Regions from separate parts of the Homo sapiens genome. Here region 1 is linked to region 2. A link is an interaction called in ENCODE POLR2A ChIA-PET data of the cell type or tissue named here. Cell type or tissue: OCI-LY7. All regions are shown on one strand. Links, peaks and the distances in the headings refer to the core of each region. The heading gives the core; the rest is flanking DNA. Region 1 has its middle 27 kb from the start of TUBA1A. Region 2 has its middle 30 kb from the start of TMBIM6.

The links. ChIA-PET counts read pairs that join two places held together with the same protein. Peaks named below come from ENCODE experiments on the same cell type or tissue, not always from the same donor. Only the 100,000 strongest peaks of a DNase experiment are listed, where the experiment ranks them.
Region 1: POLR2A ChIA-PET joins it to region 2 with 8 read pairs; 2 of 35 experiments call an interaction of 5 or more read pairs at or near these places.

Annotation. Positions count from the first base shown.
Region 1 is chr12:49,159,903-49,164,297 of GRCh38, reverse strand. No RefSeq gene overlaps it. Among named protein-coding and RNA genes, the nearest start is that of TUBA1A, 27 kb to the left of the region's middle. In OCI-LY7, for the core only: no CTCF peak of the experiment used is centred there; a DNase peak (open chromatin) is centred at 2,677; H3K4me3 peaks cover 1,122 bases; H3K27ac peaks cover 385 bases.
Region 2 is chr12:49,769,260-49,773,654 of GRCh38, reverse strand. It overlaps the pseudogene LSM6P2. Among named protein-coding and RNA genes, the nearest start is that of TMBIM6, 30 kb to the right of the region's middle. In OCI-LY7, for the core only: no CTCF peak of the experiment used is centred there; no DNase peak of the experiment used is centred there.

The DNA of each region.
Region 1 (4,395 bases), core at 253-4,252, 610 kb after region 2:
AGGATCACTTGAACCCAGGAATTTGAGGCTGTAGTGAGCTTTGTTTGCCCCATTGCAATCCAGCCTGGGCCACAGATTGAGACAGTGTCTCTAAAAAACAAACAAATAAAAAAGTAGAATACGGAAAGGCTGGCTGGGCGTGGTGGCTCACGCCTGTAATCCCAGCACTTTGGGAGGCTGTGGCAGGGGGATCATAAGGTCAGGAGATCGAGACCATCTTGGCTAACAAGGTGAAACTCCATCTGTACTGAAAATACAAAAACAAAATTAGCAAGGCGTGGTGGCGGGCACCTGTAGTCCCAGCTACTTGGGAGGCTGAGGCAGGAGAATGGCGTGAACCCGGGAGGCGGAGCTTGCAGTGAACTGAGATCACGCCACTGCGCTCCAGCCTGGGCAACAGAGCGAAACTCCAACTCAAAAAAAAAAAAAAAAAAAGGAATATGGAAAGGCTAGACATTAAAGAATTAAGTTTATATTGAATATTGACAATGAATAGGAAAAAATATACATAAAAAAGAACTAATACTCATTTAAGAGGTAAGAAAAAGAACAGTAAAATAAATAAAAAGTTAGGCTGGGCCTTGTGGCATGGTGGTGGCCACCTGTAATCCCAGCTACTCAGGAGGCTGAGGCAGGAGAATTACTTGAACCCGGGAGGCAGAGGTTGCAGTGAGCCGCGATCACATCATTGCACTCCAGCCTGGGCGAAAAAGCGAGACTGCGTTTCAAGAAAAAAAAAAAAAAATTAGCTGGGCACGGTGGCACACCTGTAATCTCAGCTACTGGGGAGGCTGAGGCAGGAGAACTGCTTGAACGCAGGAGGTGAAGGTTGCAGTGAGCCAAGATCGCAACACTGCACTCCAGCCTGGGCAACAAGAGCTAAACGCCGTCTCAAAAAAAAAAGTCTGACTTACCATTTTTTTTCTTTTGTTGCTTGTGCTTTTGGTGTCATATCTAAGAAAGCATTACCTAATCAAAAGTAATAAAGATTTATCTCTGTTTTCTTCTTCTGAGTTTTATAGTTTTAGCTCTTATATTTAGGTCTTTGATCCATTTTAATTTTTGTGTATGGTGTGAGGTAGGAGTCTGTATTAATTTCTCAGAGCTGCTTTTAAACCACAAACTGAGTGGCTTAAAACAAAAGAAATGTATTGCCTCATAGTTCTGTAGGCTAGAAGTTTGAAATCAAGGCGTTGGCAAGTTTGGTTCCTACCAGAGGCTCTGAGGGAGAATCTGTCCCATGCCTCTCTTCTAGCTTCTGCTGGTGCTGACAATCCTTGGCATTCCTTACTTACCTTGTAGACACCACTACAATTTCTGCCTGTGTTGCTACCGGGCATTCTCACTATGTTTCTGTGTCTTCACATGGCCTTCTTATAAGGACAGTCATTAGATTTAGGGCCCACTCTAATCCAGTAATTCCCCATCTTAACTAACTACATTTGCAAAGATTCTATTTCTAAAGAGGGCCACATTCTGAGGTTGTAAGTGGACACTGAATGTTGGATAGGGTGACACTATTCACACAGCAGAGTCCAACTACATTCCTTTGCATGTGAATATCCAGTTGTCCCAGCACCATTTGTAGAAAAGACTATCCTTTGGAGCACCTTGTTACAGCCTAGCAAGGGTGGAAGTCTAGGCTCCCCACTCAGTCTTGGTGATACAGGTAGGGGTAGGGTCACAGTTCTTTCTGTAGCACTTGGCTGGAGTACAGGAGTTGTTATATAAAGTTTGCTGTCTTGCTAGATTTTCCCTTTCCTGGTTCTTTGGCTAGTGAGAGAAGGTTTTCGTTTTTTGTCTCACCCTTCGGCATTTTTGGATTGTCAGCTTCTTCAGTTCCAAGGCTTCGAGATGTAAGGTAGGAAGAAAACCCAGGAAACTCATCACTATGTTGTTCCTTGGACCCCCAAGATCCCTAGCTTGTCTGCTGCCTTCTCTCCATCTTTCAGTCTTTTTTTTTTTTTCTTTTTGAGACAGAGTCTCACTCTTTTGCCCAGGCTGGAGTGTAGTGGTGCGATCTTGGCTCACTGCAACCTCCACCTCCTGGGTTCAAGCAATTCTGCCTCAGCCTCCTGAGTAGCTGGAATTACAGGCACACGCCACCATGTATGGCTAATTTTGTATTTTTAGTAGAGATGGGGTTTCACCATATTGGCCAGGCTAGTCTTTAACTACTGACCTCAAGAGATCCACCTGCCTCAGCCTTTCAAAGTGCTGGGATTACAGGCATGAACCATCACGCCCGGCTTTTCTTTCAGTCTTCTTATGTTTGTTTTATATATAATGTCCAGGGTTTTTAGTTGTATTTAGTGGGAGGAATTTAGGAAGTATGTCTACTCCACCTTCCCAGTGCACTTAATTTATAGGGCAATTTAAGTAGAATTAGCATCTTTGTAATCTGATACCTCCAAATAATACGTGATATATCTCTCAGTACATTAATCATAATATCTTCATAATATCTCTCAATAAAGATACTATTTTCTTGCAGATGTCTTGTTCTTTTGTTGTTATTGTTGTTGGTGTTAGTGTGAAAGAAAATAGAATCTTGGGACCCCAAACTCACTATGCCAAAGGGACATTAAGCTTGAGAGCTGAATTACTGCATTCCTTTTGTTACCAGATAGCTGTAATTTCACAATCCTGTACCATAGCCTCATTTCCTCTACTTCCCCTTTTCACATGTAAAATGTCAATTTACTGAGGCTAATCAGAGCCTCACAAGAATGTAACAATTCGCCTCACTACCTACCCTACCTCCCGTTTTCCCCCTCCTGCTTGCTCTTTCTCCTTTAAATAATGAAGTTCCCTGCCAGGTATGGTGGCTCACACCTGTAATCCCAGCACTTTGGGAAGCCAAGGTGGACGGATCACCTGAGGTCAGGAGTTCAAGACCAGCCTTGCCAACGTGGTGAAACCCTGTCTAAAGGGGGTTTTGGGAATTCTTAAATTCTAATCGTTTATATGTAAATTTTGCGGACAATTTTTGCATACATGTCATGATGTTACCAGTGGAGGGTGTCCAGGTCCCTGGTGTCTTAAACAAAGATTTGGACAAAATGTACAAAGTAAGGAAAGAATGAAGCAACAAAAGCAGAGATTTGTTGAAAATGAAAGTACACTCCACAGGGTGGGAGCAGGCCAAACATAGGGGCTCAAGGGCTCAGTTACAGAATTTTCCTGGGTTTAGGGTGTGGTGGCTCATGCCTGTAATCCCAGCACTTTGGGAGGCCAAGGTGGGCAGATCACCTGAGGTTGGGAATTCAAGGCCAGCCTCACCAACACAGAGAAACCCTGTCTCTACTAAAAAATACAAAAATTAGCCAGGCATGGCCCGTGGTGGGTGCCTGTAACCCCGGCTACTCAGGAGGCTGAGGCAGGAGAATCTCTTGAACCCAGGAGGCGGAGGGTGCAGTGAACTGAGATCGCACCATTGCACTCCAGCCTGGGTGTCAGAGTGAGACTCTGTCTCAAAAAAAAAAAAAAAAAAAGAAAGAAAGGAAGAAAAAAGAATTTTCTGGGGTTTACATCCCCTCTAGAGGTTCCCACTGGTTACTTGGTGTACGCCCTATGTAAATGAGGAGGATATTTTTTGTCATAGCTGAAGTGTTTTCATTTTCATTTGATTTAGTTCTAGGAAGTCCTTAGGTTCCCTGCCTCTAGTCCCTATTCTCCTGCCTCAGTGAGTGGTGCAAGGTTAGAGATAAGCAGGTCCTTGCATGTTTGTGTCTTTCCACAGTGTCAGGCTTTTACTGATGCTATTGCAATCACAAAAGCCAGGAGCTACACGGAGTTCCCAAGGGGGCAATCTCCTTAGTACTGTTACAGTAGGTAGTTAGACAGGCAAGAGCAGGGCAGGAGAGGGCTCCCTGCACCCACCAGGAATGTCAGGTGACCAATGGTCAGGCAGTTGTCACACTACCTATCTAAAATAATTGGTCACAGCCAGTACCAGGGAGAGGCAGTTTCCCAACAGATAAACACCTGAAATTGGTAATCAGCAGCTTCCGTAAGATCTAAGGAACTGGGCGAGTGGGCTCGAGCATGCACATTAAGAGGCAAAATGGAGGCATATGACCTTCCAGGGCATTCCACCAGAAAAGGGAAGAAAACCTCAGGTGAATATGTTTACAACTCCAGTAAACACACTGCGCATGCTCACCTGCCAGGCGTTAGTAGGCCACTGTGCATGTGGGCAGCTCACCCTAAGGCAAGAATGAAGGGAAAGGGGCACAAAATACTAGAAGTAGACCAGCATATGAAATCCAAGGTCTGGACCGGGCCCAGTGGCTCATGCCTATAATCCCAGCACTTTGGGAGGCCAAGGAGGGTGGATCATTTGAGGTCAGGAGTTCAAGACCAGCCCGGCCAATATGGTGAAGCCCTGTCTCT
Region 2 (4,395 bases), core at 314-4,313:
GAGACTCTGTCTCAAAAAAAAAAAAAAGAAAAAAAAAATGTGCCAAGTCAGGCTGGGCTCGGTGGGTCATGCCTATAATTTCAGCACTTTGGGAGGTCAAGGTGGGTGGATCATCTGAGGTCAGGAGTTTGAGACCAGCCTGGCCAACATGGTGAAACCCCGTCTCTACTAAAAAAAAAAAAAAAAAAAAAAAAAAATTAGCCGGGCGTGGTGGCGGGTACCTGTAATCTCAACTACTCAGGAGGCTGAGGCAGGAGAATTGCTTGAACCCAGGAGGCGGCGGTTGCAGTGAGACTCTGTCTCAAAAAAAAAAAGAAAAGAAAAGAAAAGAAAAAAGTGCCAAGTCATCCATACGTCTATTCCTAACTTCTTCCCTTAGCTTTAGATTCATATCCCAATGTCCCCTGGCATCTGCAAGGGTGTCCCACACCACTGCAATCTCAGCATGTCAGAGCCAAAACTACCATCCCACCCACAGACCTGGGCCTCCCTAGTGGAAGAACTAACATTTAGAAGTTTTATTATGGGCTGAACACACTTCTAAGTTGTTTACATACAGTAAGACAGGGATCTTGTCATTGTGTGAATATGGTAAAATATACTTACACAGACCTAGATGGCGTAGCCTACTATTCACCTAAGCTCTATGGTATCGCCTGTTGTTCCTAGGCTACAAACCTGTACAGCATCTTACTGTACTGAATACTATAGGCAATTATAGTAACACCATGATGAGCATTTGTGAATTTAAACATAGAAAAGGTACAGTAAAAATATAGTATGATAATCTTTTTTTTTTTTTTTTTAGATGGAGTCTTGCCCTGTTGCCCAGGCTGGAGTGCTGTGGCGTGATCTTGGCTCACCTCACTGCAACCTCCGCCTCGCGGGTTCTAGCAATTCTCCTGTCTCAGCCTCCCAGGTAGCTGGGATTACAGGCATGCACCACCATGCCCAGCTAATTTTTGTATTATTAGTAGAGACGGGGTTTCACTATGTTGGTCAGGCTGGTCTTGAACTCCTGAGCTCGTGATCTGCCTGCCTCGGCCTCCCAAAGTGCTGGGATTACAGGTGTGAGTATAGGACCACCATCATATAAGCAGCGTGTCATTGGCCAAAACATCATATGGCACATGACTGTATTTTATTAATTTAATTCTCACAATAGTTCTATACAGGAAGTACTATTATTACTTCCATTTTACACATGGGAAAATGAGACACAGAAAGGCTGAGTAACTCTCCCAAGCTTGCACAGTTGGCAGGTAGCTGGTAGGACCATCCTGACCCCCTGAGAATCATCCTTGATCTCCTGTCTTTCTCACCTCCCCATGTCTCATTAATCACTAAGGCCTGGAGATTTTACCTCCAGAATATTTTAGTCCATTGTCTCCTGTCCTTATGACTACTGCTCTACTTCACATCATCTTTTCTCTTGCCTGGACCATTATGCCTTTTTTGTTTCTTTAGTTTTCCATGATAGAACATTTCAAACACAAAAGGAGAGAGAATCGTACAATCAATGTCCATTGCCTAGCCACAACCGATATAAACTCATAACCATTCATATTATCTATACCCTCTACTTTCTTCACTCCCTGCCACCATTCAACTATTTTTTTTCTTTTTCAAAAATTCTTTTAGCATTTTGTACACTGACAAAGTGGTAAAAGAAAATGACTGAAACTTAAATGTAAAAGAACACTTCATAATTAATTGTATACATTTATCTTAAATGTCAGTGAAAAATAAACTATTATAAAAAACAGGACAAAGTATATCACAAAGAAGCAAGAATTAGAAAAAAATAATAAAAAGATATCCAACTATGAAAAGTATGGCCCTCTTGGTGCCTTCACACCCTTCTGTTCTGTGTACTGATGTACTTTTCTTGGATAAATGTAGCCCATACTCATTCTTTTTTTTTTTTTTTTTTTTTTGAGACAGTCTTACTCTATCACCCAGGATGGAGTGCAGTGTGTGATCTCAGCTCACTGCAGCCTCCACCTCCCGGGTTCAAACAATTCTCCTGCCTCAGTCTCCTGAGTAGCTGGGACTACAGGTGTGCACCACTGCGCCTGGCCAATTTTTGTACTTTTTTTTTTGAGATGGAGTCTCACTCTGCCGCCCAGACTGGGGGTGCAGTGGCACGATCTTGGCTCACTGCAAGCTCCACCTCCTGGGTTCACGCCATTCTCCTGCCTCAGCCTCCCTAGTAGCTGGGACTACAGGCGCCTGCCATCACGCCTGGCTAATTTTTTTTGTATTTTTTAGTAGAGACGGGGTTTCACCATGTTAGCCAGGATGGTCTTGATCTCCTGACCTCATGATCTGCCCGCCTCTGCCTCCCAAAGTGCTGGGATTACAGGCGTGAGCCACCGCTCCTGGCCTTTTTTTTTTTTTTTTTTTTTTTTCAGTACAGAAGGGGTTTCACCATGTTGGCCAGGCTGGTCTCAAATTCCTGCCCAACTCAGCCTCCCAAAGTGCTGGGATTACAGGCATGAGCCACTGTACCCAGCTTCCCATACTTATTCTTTGGTTGTATATATTCTTCTGTCTACCCCAAGGCTATATTCATGTAGCCATCCAGGCAAGCCAGGACCCCTCAATAATCCACTCTATAATTTAATTTTACCACAATTGGTCATCCGATGATTTGCTATAAGAAGTCACTAGGGATTTGCTTCTGAAGACTCATTTTAACAATCCTAAATCTCACGGGTGGGATCCAGAACCCTCACTCCAGGCACTCCACAAGCCCAACTGAGTATTTTGATGCAAATCTCAGACATCATAGTAATTAATCCATACTTATTTCAGTATGCATCTTTAATTTTTATTTATTTATTTATTTTTGAGATGGAGTCTCGCTCTGTCACCCAGTCTGGAGTGCAGTGGTGAGATCTCGGCTCACTGCAACCTCCACTCCCAGGTTCAAGCGATTCTCTTGCCTCAGCCTCCCGAGTAGCTGGGACTATAGGCGCCCACCACCACACCTGGCTCATTTTTGTATTTTTAGTATAGACCGGGTTTCACCATGTTGTCCAGGCTGGTCTTGAACTCCTGACCTCAGGTGATCCGCCCACCTCGGCCTCCCAAAGTGCTGGGATTACAGGCGTGAGCCACCGCGCCTGGCCAGTATGCATCTTTAAAAGATAACTTTTGAAGAATGCAATCATAACATTATTAGCGTTATGCATTAATAATATTTCTTTATCATGTAGTCAGTGTTTGAGCTGTTATCTATTGCTGTGTAACACAGTGGTTTAAAACAGCAATAAATGTATTATTGCTCACAGTTTCTGTGGGCCAGGCATTCAGAAACAGATTGGTAGATTGGTGAGGCAGTTCTGGCTCAGTGTCTCATGAGACTGTAGTCACCTGAAAGTTTGAAACTGGAGGATCTGCTTTCATGGTGGCTCCTTCCCACTGGCTGGCAAGTCGGTGCTGGCTGTGGGCAGGGGGCTCCAGTCTTCACTTCAAGGCTTTCCACACAGGGCGGCTTGAATGGCCTCAGAACCTGTACTTAGTTTCACTCAGAGCAAGTGATCCAAGGAGACAAGGAGGAAGCTGCAATTCCTCTGAAGACCTGGCCTCAGAAGCCACACACGCTTCTGCAGTGATATTTTGGTCATGCGTGCCAGCCTGCCTCAATGTGGAGAACTCTACCAGGGCACACCAAGGTGAGGATCCTTGGGGGCCATCTTGGAGAATGTGAATCGGGGTTCAAATTGCTCCAATTCTCTCCCTTTTTCTTTTCCTTTTACACTTGGTTTTTTTGTTTATTTTTGTTTTTGTTTGAGACGAAGTCTCACTTTGTCGCCCAGGCTGGAGTGCAGTGGTGCAATCTCAGCTCACTACAACCTCCGCCTCCCAGGTTCAAGCGATTCTCCTGCCTCCGCCTCCTGAGTAGCTGGGATTACAGGTGCCCACCACCATACCCAGCTAATTTTTGTATTTTTAGTAGAGACAGAGTTTCACCATGTTGGTCAGGCTGATCTTGAACTCCTGACCTCAAGTGATCCACCAGCCTCGGTCACCCAAAGTGCCTGGATTACAGGCGTGAGCCACTGCGCCCGGCTATACTTGATTTATTTGAATCAGGATTCAAACAAGATCACATCATTGATTGCATTTTGTTGATATGGCTTATAAGTCTCTTAATGTCTAGGTTTCCTTCCCTCTCTTTTTGGATTTGTTCTTTGCCATATTTTTTGAAAAAAGAAACCAATAGTTTGAACTTAAAGTTTTCTTTTTATTATTAATTGACAGATAAAACCATATATGTGTCCAACATCTTTTGAAGTGTATACACATTGTGGCATGATTAAATCTAGTGAACTGACGTATGTATTATTACCTCACACAGAACTTAATATGATTCAGATTCAATTTTTT